Regions from separate parts of the Homo sapiens genome. Here region 1 is linked to region 2. Evidence: chromatin contacts called from ENCODE Hi-C data. All regions are on one chromosome and are shown on one strand. The core of a region is the stretch at or near the end of the contact, and the rest is flanking DNA. Distances in the headings are between cores, read along the strand shown.

Evidence for each region. Hi-C counts contacts between places; a loop is a spot of excess contacts on that map. Pooled maps may share reads with other maps.
Region 1: a loop to region 2 is called in a map of OCI-LY7, with 4 times the contacts of the local background. The contact joins two enhancer-like sites. A Hi-C loop is called at or near these places in 4 of 168 maps with a recorded cell type or tissue (IMR-90, OCI-LY7, cardiac septum and 1 more), 1 of 37 single-sample maps with no recorded cell type and 5 of 50 pooled maps.

What each region holds. Positions count from the first base shown.
Region 1 is chr13:98,826,337-98,830,367 of GRCh38, forward strand. DOCK9 (dedicator of cytokinesis 9) reads right to left here. Exons shown (of 53, transcript NM_001366683.2): 42 at 3,307-3,420; 43 at 2,971-3,186; 44 at 494-551. Among named protein-coding and RNA genes, the nearest start is that of DOCK9-AS1, 3.7 kb to the right of the region's middle. Within about 2 kb of position 2,500, at least 2 of the 41 ENCODE cell types and tissues checked have a DNase peak (open chromatin) inside an H3K27ac peak, as active enhancers do.
Region 2 is chr13:98,443,291-98,447,335 of GRCh38, forward strand. It overlaps FARP1 (FERM, ARH/RhoGEF and pleckstrin domain protein 1), which reads left to right. Exons shown (of 27, transcript NM_005766.4): 25 at 2,808-2,915; 26 at 3,376-3,527. It overlaps STK24 (serine/threonine kinase 24), which reads right to left. Exons shown (of 11, transcript NM_001032296.4): 11 at 1,895-4,045. Among named protein-coding and RNA genes, the nearest start is that of FARP1-AS1, 9.5 kb to the left of the region's middle. RefSeq lists enhancers at 1,950-1,999, 2,770-2,819 and a silencer at 2,545-2,839. Within about 2 kb of position 2,626, at least 13 of the 41 ENCODE cell types and tissues checked have a DNase peak (open chromatin) inside an H3K27ac peak, as active enhancers do.

The sequences.
Region 1 (4,031 bases), core at 1,250-3,749, 380 kb after region 2:
AACGGAGAGTGCACAAATGAAGCGTCACTCCTCGCCCCCTCTCCTTCCTCTGGGAGATAAGGTTTCCATCAGAAAGGCTGCCTTCTTAGACAATAAAGCCAGCTGGGCTGCGTTGCAGAAATGCTGTCTGATAATCTCCCGTTACAACTTTTTGATTGCCTAAACATTCTAGTGGGAACTATCTTAAGGGAAAAATAGTATCTTCTTAGCTCTAGATTTGGCCAGATGCAAAACTCATTAGCTAGTTTTTGCAGAGTGAAGCTATCAGAGGAGGTTACATGACAACATGCCATCTACTTTTCTGTCTAGTCCTGGCAATTTCTGCTGTGCCCACCAATTCAAGCAAACATCACGCCAGGGGATAAAACAACGAATACACTTCACAAACACACAAATCCCCACCTTCCAATCTTCCTGAATGGCTCTCACTTGTCTGCTGCTTTGTGTGGTTTTATACTAATTAATTTCACAAAACATGAGAATAATTCCTTACCTTTCCGTGTGAGATATTCTGCCACTAGGGCTGTTACGTGGACATAGCACATTGCTGCCTATAATAGAAGACACATGCCTCAGAATCATCATTCATAACAGCAAGTCATAATGCTCCCACACAGACAGAAATCTAATCAATGTATGAACGTATATATTAGATCTCAATGCACCAGCTAGTATTTCTAATAGCTGATATCTTACCTTTTGAAGAGAGTGGAATCACTCACATAAGCTGAAAATTTGAAATTAATTGGGAGTTGAGATAAATGGCAGTAAATTTGCTAAGGCTTTTTTCTATATAGAATTATTACATTTGTAAAGTAAAAGATAAAAGCAGCATTTTCCTCTTACTATACCTAATACTTCTGCATCATTTCTCTCAAAGCGAAAAGAGGATGCTTTGAAGAAAACATGTGCTCCTCCCTAGATTCTGAGAGAATGGCTCAAATTTCAGGTGCTAATATATTTTTCGCTTGACTTAAAAATTAAGAGCAAGTTATAATTTTTTCCAAATATAAAATTCTAAATAAAAATCATAATTTAATCTCAAATAGGTAACATTATACGTATCTTAAATTGAAAGAAAAAAGAAATTTTTTCACCAAATTGCCATGGTGTTATAAAGATCAAAGACAGCTGTTAGAAGCGAACCCCCTGCAAGGTTCTAATGCATGCGGTTCTGTGCCTGTCAGCGGGGTGAGCGCCACCACGTGGTGCCCTCGTCTAGACCCTCACCCCTAGCTACTAGCCAACACACACCAGCAGAGGCTGCTCCACGTGCACGTGTGTCAACGAATGTTAGCAGCGTGGCATGCACTCTGATGTGTGCAGAGAGAAGTCTGTTGGAGAGTGGAGTTATGTACTGTCCAGTCCTCGGAGGCAGAGTTCATGCCTCCCACGTGTGTCCCTCTTGCAGTACAAAGCAGGGTCACATGCACTGAACAGGCAGGAAAGTACATGACGGGTTACTGAGCACACACACAAAACCAGACACGGCAAGGGCAATAAGAAATCTTATAAATTAGCTGCTTTCGTCCCTTATTCACTGGGTATACTGGGTTGGGTAGTGTCCCGCCAAAATTCATGGCCTCCCTGAGACCTCAGAATGTGATATTATTTGGAAACAGGCTCTGTTAGGTGTAATTAGTTAAGATGAGGTCATACTGGTGTGTGGTGGGCCCTAAATTCAACATTACTGGTGTCATAGACATATGGGGAAGGATGCTATGCGACCACGGAGGCAGGAACTGGAGGGATGTGGCTACAAGCCAAGGAACATCAAGACTGCTGGCAACACAAAGAGCTCAGGGACAGGCATGGAACCAGTTCTCCCCAAGGACATTCGGAGATGTGGCCCTGCTGCCACTGCAATCTTGGACTTCTGCCTCCAGAACTGTGAGAGGATACATTTCTGTGTGAAGCCACTCAGTCTGGGTACTTTGTTATGGCAGCCATGTAAAACTAATTCACAGAGGAACAGCTGAAGCTTAGTAAGTTCTTCCTTTCTTTTTTTGAGACCTAGGCCACATATGTCATTAAAGAATCTTAAATTCTTAGAATGATAGAAAAGTTACTTCTCTTAGTTATTCCTTTTTATTATGGCCAATGTGTGGTTTACATTAAATTTATAGTCAAAACTGTCACGTTAATGTGTACTTTTTAGCATATTGAGCTCCTTGAAAAATAAATATGTAAAAATAGTTAAAATTTTCAGACTTAGAGTATGTTTATTAATTCAAACAGTTATAAAAGTTTAAAAGTCAAAACTTGCTTGCTATTGTAATAATGTTGATCATAGCTAAACATCTCAGGCACAGACACTGAATGAGTTCTCCTAGGCGCACAGACTGCCTTACAGCCAATTGTTTTCTTCAATTCCCCATTTTACAGATGATGTCATTGAGCAATAGAGGGGTTAAAAAACTGGCTCAATGTCACAGAGTTAGTTAATATTGGATCTTGGATTCAAAGTCCAATATTACTTGTACTGGAGCCCACACACCCAACTCCCAGCCATGCAGTCTACATATTGAAACACGTCAGCTCTGCATAGAAGGGAATGCTGGAATACCTACTGCATCCACAAAAGGAAATGGACTACCCTACAGAGGAGAAAGCAACACCTGTCATTACCTTAAATAACAGGAGGAATTCATTTGATCATAAAATAGCTGAATTTTAGAACTACAGAGGAATTTTGATGTGTATTTTAATTAGCAGGAGACTGTATGAATAGGTTTAAGAGCTTAAACAATGCTCTTTGTTGACAAAAATAACCCCTTACAATTTGTTTTAAATTATTAAAATGCTCAGCTAACTATGAAGTCACCCTAAGCTTCATACTGTTTAAAGTTTTGCATACTTTTAATTGGTTTTTGATTAATGGAATAACTTTTCTCAAAACTGGCTTTTTAAGTGAATGGGGCCTCACTGGTTTTTTCAAAAACCCATTCAAGCGGCTGGCAGGGCTACTACCTCTGAGAGATCGCCATTTTTGACATGGATCCTGGCCATGCTGTCGAGCCACGTCTTCCTGAGCTCGGGCGTGCTGGCATAGGATTTGGCCAGGCTGTACTGGAGGTCCACCAGCATCTCTGGGTCGTTCTCATGCTCCTTCATCTGGGCGGTGGCCATTAGCACCGTGCGTATCCTTTTGGTTAAGTCCTTCACATCAGAGGAGAAGCTGGTGTGCTAAAACAAGGGTGGAAGAGGAAAGGACACATGGCTTCCTCTGTTTGCTGCCTGTCCACAAGCACCTCAGGTGCTGATGCAGAGTCTCAGGGTGAAACTAACATGGGCCAGGCTACCCACCTTAATAAGCCGGTCACTGTTGGCACAGTTGTTGATGATGGACAGGGACTGCTGGAATCTGGTTCCCCCAATGCCAACAACGTCTGCTATCAGCTGGCTGACAGATATGATGACCTTAGGGACACACAAACATGAGCAAATCAATTTACCTTCAAATGACTGCCCAGGCTGGGCTTCTGCGTTCAGTTAGGATGTGCCTAAGGACCCAGCAAAGTGGGGGTTGGGGGGTGCTTTGAGCAGGGGTCGCTCCGTGTAGGAAACAATGTCTGAGGTATTTTCTTCCCCTTTAAGAATAATTACAGAAAGTGATTCTGCTATCCTTAAAAAACACTGTTTGCAAAGCAAAATGCTGATCAGGAGAGCAAAGGGAGAAAGAAAATGAGATAAGCCCATCCACTTGGATAGTTACTTACCTATTACCTTCTCTAACCAAGAGGGAGACATGATTTATTTCTCAGTTTTCAGTTTGAACTTAAATGTATTAAATATGCTATGGGTAGACTGTCCTTTGCAATACTTTATCAGAACATGGATAGATTAACTATGCCACAGGGGGCTCTGTCTTTTTTTGGCTCAATGAATAGCACTGCCTTTACCCAGTTGCTTGAGCTAAAGCATGGAGGCCATCTTTATTTTCCTTTTCCTTCACCACACCCAGTTACAATCAGTCACCAAATGTTGTCAACTCAATCTCCTCTTCCTTCTTACCTCACCATCCCTGGTCT
Region 2 (4,045 bases), core at 1,376-3,875:
GGTGGCAGTGACCACCTAGTACAGTCAGGGACCTGGGCTGCTCTATCACTTTGCAGATGTCCCTCCTTGCCAGAAAGCCCCCTCCCAAGGCACGTGGCATCAATCTTGTGTCGGTGGCAGGCAGCCCTCATGTGCCAGACGCCAAATGCTCGCTGACTCGCAGATGAGCCATCCCCAGGGCCTCCTCCCTGCATGACAGGACAAAGCAGCTCCATCTCCTCCTGACTCAACAGCCTCCTCTCCCCAGTCCCGTGCCCAGCCTCTCCCAGTTCCCACTCCCGTCTGACTCGTGTAGGCACACTTGAGGAAGGGGCGTATCTGGGGACCGTGTGGCCTCACTGGCCTCTGCTAAAAGTTGTGGGCAAGCCGGCAGGCCTGGGGGCTCCCACTAGAGGTGGGGTCAGATGTTGGGATGGCCAGAGGGCTGCCCAGCCTGTGGGCACTAGAGCCAGTGAAGGGCCAGAGGCAAAGCAATGCAAGTTGTCTTTTAAGGCTGGAGTGGCGAGACGGGACAGCAGGGAAGTTGTTCAGCAGACAGAGCGCAGACAGGACTGGGAGGAGGGAAGGGACGGGGTGCAGACAGGACCGGAAGGAGGGAAGGGACAGTGAGGCCAGGGAGTGGCGGGCACGGGGGTTATATTTGTTCCCCGTGGCGTCACTCGGCACCAACCTCAGACTGGGTGAGGCCACAGAAACATCTCCCACAGTGCGGGAAGCCGGAAGTCCAAAATCAAGCTGCTGGCAGGTGGGTTCCTTTGGGAGGCCTTGAGGGAAAATGTCCCCACCTGACAGCATCTGGTGGCTGCGGCAGTCTTCTTCTCGGGGGGTCCCCGACTCCACCCATGTTGCAGGGCTCCGGTCTGCCGTGTCACCAGCTGTCCTCCCTGTATCTGCACTCTAATATCCTCTTCTAAGGACACGGCTCGTGCTGGGCTTAGGGCTCGTCCTAGTGACCTTACCTTGACTCGATCGCATCTGCAGAGACCCTGTGTCCATGTGAGGTCACCATTGTAGGCACGGAGGGTTTGGACTTGTTGGGGGTGCAATTCAACCCACAGCAGGGTCTGAGGGAATGGGATCCAAGAAGGGAGAGGAGCGGTGGCCCCAATGAAGGGCCACGAGGAGACAGGGCAGGCTGGTCTGGTTCTGAACAAGGATGTTGACCCTCTCGTGAAGGCAGTGAATGGAGACAGGTCTGGGAGCCACCAGCATGGCCTCGGCCTCCTGAGTGCAGGGCAGGAGACTCATGGCGCGCAGGGCCCGTAACACGCTGGAGGCCAGGATGGACCCGACACAGGGGAGCGGGAGGCTCGGCCCGGCCGTGGGGAGCGAGGAAGGGCCGCTGGATGTGCCTATTGATAAAGAGGTTTCCAGAGGCTATTGGAATGGCCAGGCAGAAGCTAGAGAGCGCTAAGGAAGCTGCTTTGGAAACAAATGGGCCCAGACTGTGATGGGTGACATGTATGAACCCCACTGTGGGCTGGCTGCTGTGTGAAAATTATGTGAGTCAGTATGAAAATACCTAGGAAAGGGGAGTGTGCCACCCTCCTTGCTCCATGTTGCGTGACCCAAGATGCCGCATGGGCATCAGCCCAGCCCTGGCCACCACCAGGACCTTCTGGGAACCTGGAGCCTTGCATTTTCTTGTTCCTTTCTGCCACTGGGGGAGGAGGATGGATGGCTGGAGCTGCCTGCCTGGCCTGGAATGCCCTTTCTCCCCGTCTGCGGGGTCCCCCACATCCTGCAGCCCCTCACGGACCTACTGTCAGTGTCCATGTCTCCCACTGGACCCTCCCTGAGCAACTGGAGGGCAGGGACATCAGACCATTTGATCCCAGCTCCCAGCACAGAAGCTTAGTGCCAGGGGCACCCAGAGAGATGGAATGAGGCAGACTCGGAGGTCTGTATTTTTTATTGTGGTAAAATAGCTATACCACAATATTGGCCAACTTAACGATTTTTACGGGAACAATTCAGTGGCATTAAGTGCCTTTACAAGGTGGTGCAACTGCTTTGAGTCTCTGCTGGTGATGTCACTTTGGCAAAGGGACGAAATGAGCCACCAGTGCGTCAGGCCTGCTCAGAGTTGTTTGGAGGTAGCATGGACACAGGTGCCTGTCCCTGCCCCCTAGCTGGGCTGCAGCGCATCCTAACAATGCTCCAGGGGCTGGGCCGGCCCTGAGCCTGGAGGTGGGCAGGGCTGCAACTGCCTCCTGGGCCACTAGAGGGCATGTGGGAGCCACTCACATGCACCCCAGGCCCCACTTCCTGGGTAGGGTGCCTGGCCCCTCAAAACGAGTGCTGCTCTGAGCTTGTTGGGATGGATCTTTCCCTCCTTCAGCTTCCGCCTGCTGGCAATGCATGGGGTCCTGCGCCCCCATTTCTGCCTCGGTGTCACAGGGCACACCCCTCTCCCCTCAAGGTGGCTCTTCTCCTCAGGACACCACTCCCGTTGGATTTAGGGCCCACCCTACCCCAGTGTGATCTCGTCTTCACTAGTTACCCTGCAACGAGCCTATTTCCAAATAAGCCTGTGTTCTAAGGTACTGGTAGTCAGGACCTCAACGTGTCTTTTGGGGGGACACAGGGACCCCAAGATGCCCCACAGCAAGTGACAAGGGGAAGTGATGAGATCAGGGTCCCAGGACCTGCCAAGTCTCCCCACACACGGGGGAGCGGGGGTGGGGCCCACATCCTTCAGTCACGGACATGCCCCAGCCCAGGGCCCTGGTGCAGGGAGAGCTGCTCTCTGTGCCCTCCTGGGGCAGGTGCCCGCTGTGCTTCTCACAGGCCTCCTTGCCTTTCAGAATCAGTTGTCTGGAAACCTGCTGAGGAAATTCAAAAACAGCAACGGGTGGCAGAAGCTGTGGGTGGTGTTCACAAACTTCTGCCTGTTCTTCTACAAATCACACCAGGTAAGTGTCTCGCACAGGGCAGGTGGCCCTGGGACCTTGGGGGTGGCAGCATGAGGTGAGGGGGCCGCCCTCCTCTGGAATGACTCAGGCCTCTTGGGCTCCAGGTGTCACGGGGATGACAGGGATGCTGGCGGGGGGCCCTGTCCACCCGAGGCCCTCAACTCTAGGGAAGACTGACATTATCATCCACTGAAGGACAACTTCTGCCCTAGGAAGGGCCACCTGTCTTCTGCCTGGACAAGGGACGGGGGTTGGCTTTATCTACAGCTCAGTCCTGGCGGGACTTGCCACCCGGGCCATCACGTACAGGCAAACACTGGCTGCCATGGTCCCTTCCAGGCCCACGCCCGAGGAGGGAGCTGCCTGGGCTCCCAAGTCCCTGTCTGATGCGGGGCAGCAGCCAGGCCCAGCAGCAGAAGCTGACCCCGAAAAGCCACTTTGCTTTGTTTCCCCTTTCCAGGACAATCATCCCCTTGCCAGCCTGCCTCTGCTCGGCTACTCGCTCACCATCCCCTCTGAGTCCGAGAACATCCAGAAAGACTACGTGTTCAAGCTGCACTTCAAGTCCCACGTCTACTACTTCAGGGCGGAAAGCGAGTACACGTTCGAAAGGTAGACACCCCCTTCCCACGCACAGGGCCCTGCAGAAGAGGACCCCCTCTTCCAAACATCAGGATTTCTCCCAAGTCAGCGAGTGAGATGGCCCCACCCTTCCCTGCCAACTAAGCGTTTAGACCTGGGGTCCCACTGCCCGACACCAGCAGGCGATTCTGTTCTCATGGCAGAAAGTGGGGTCCCAACTTCCCTGCGCCCTTACCCTGCACGGTGTTGGCTGAGGCCCTAGACATCTTGCTTGGAGATCTCTGACATAACGTGTCCGGGATGATGAAGCTAAGCCCCAGTGAGACTGCCTACATGGTGTAATGGCAGGGACTGCAGACTTCATTTAGCCAAGAAAGAAATGCAACAGTCAGGCCTAAGACTGTTCCTGCAATTCATATTTTGAATAGAGATCCTGGGCCTCTGCAAATTGCATCCCCAAGCCGACTACTTGTGCAGTTTGCCCTGCTGAGCCCTCCTCGCCCCGGGAGGCAGAAGGGGAGGGGTCCTCAGCAATATGCTGAGCACCT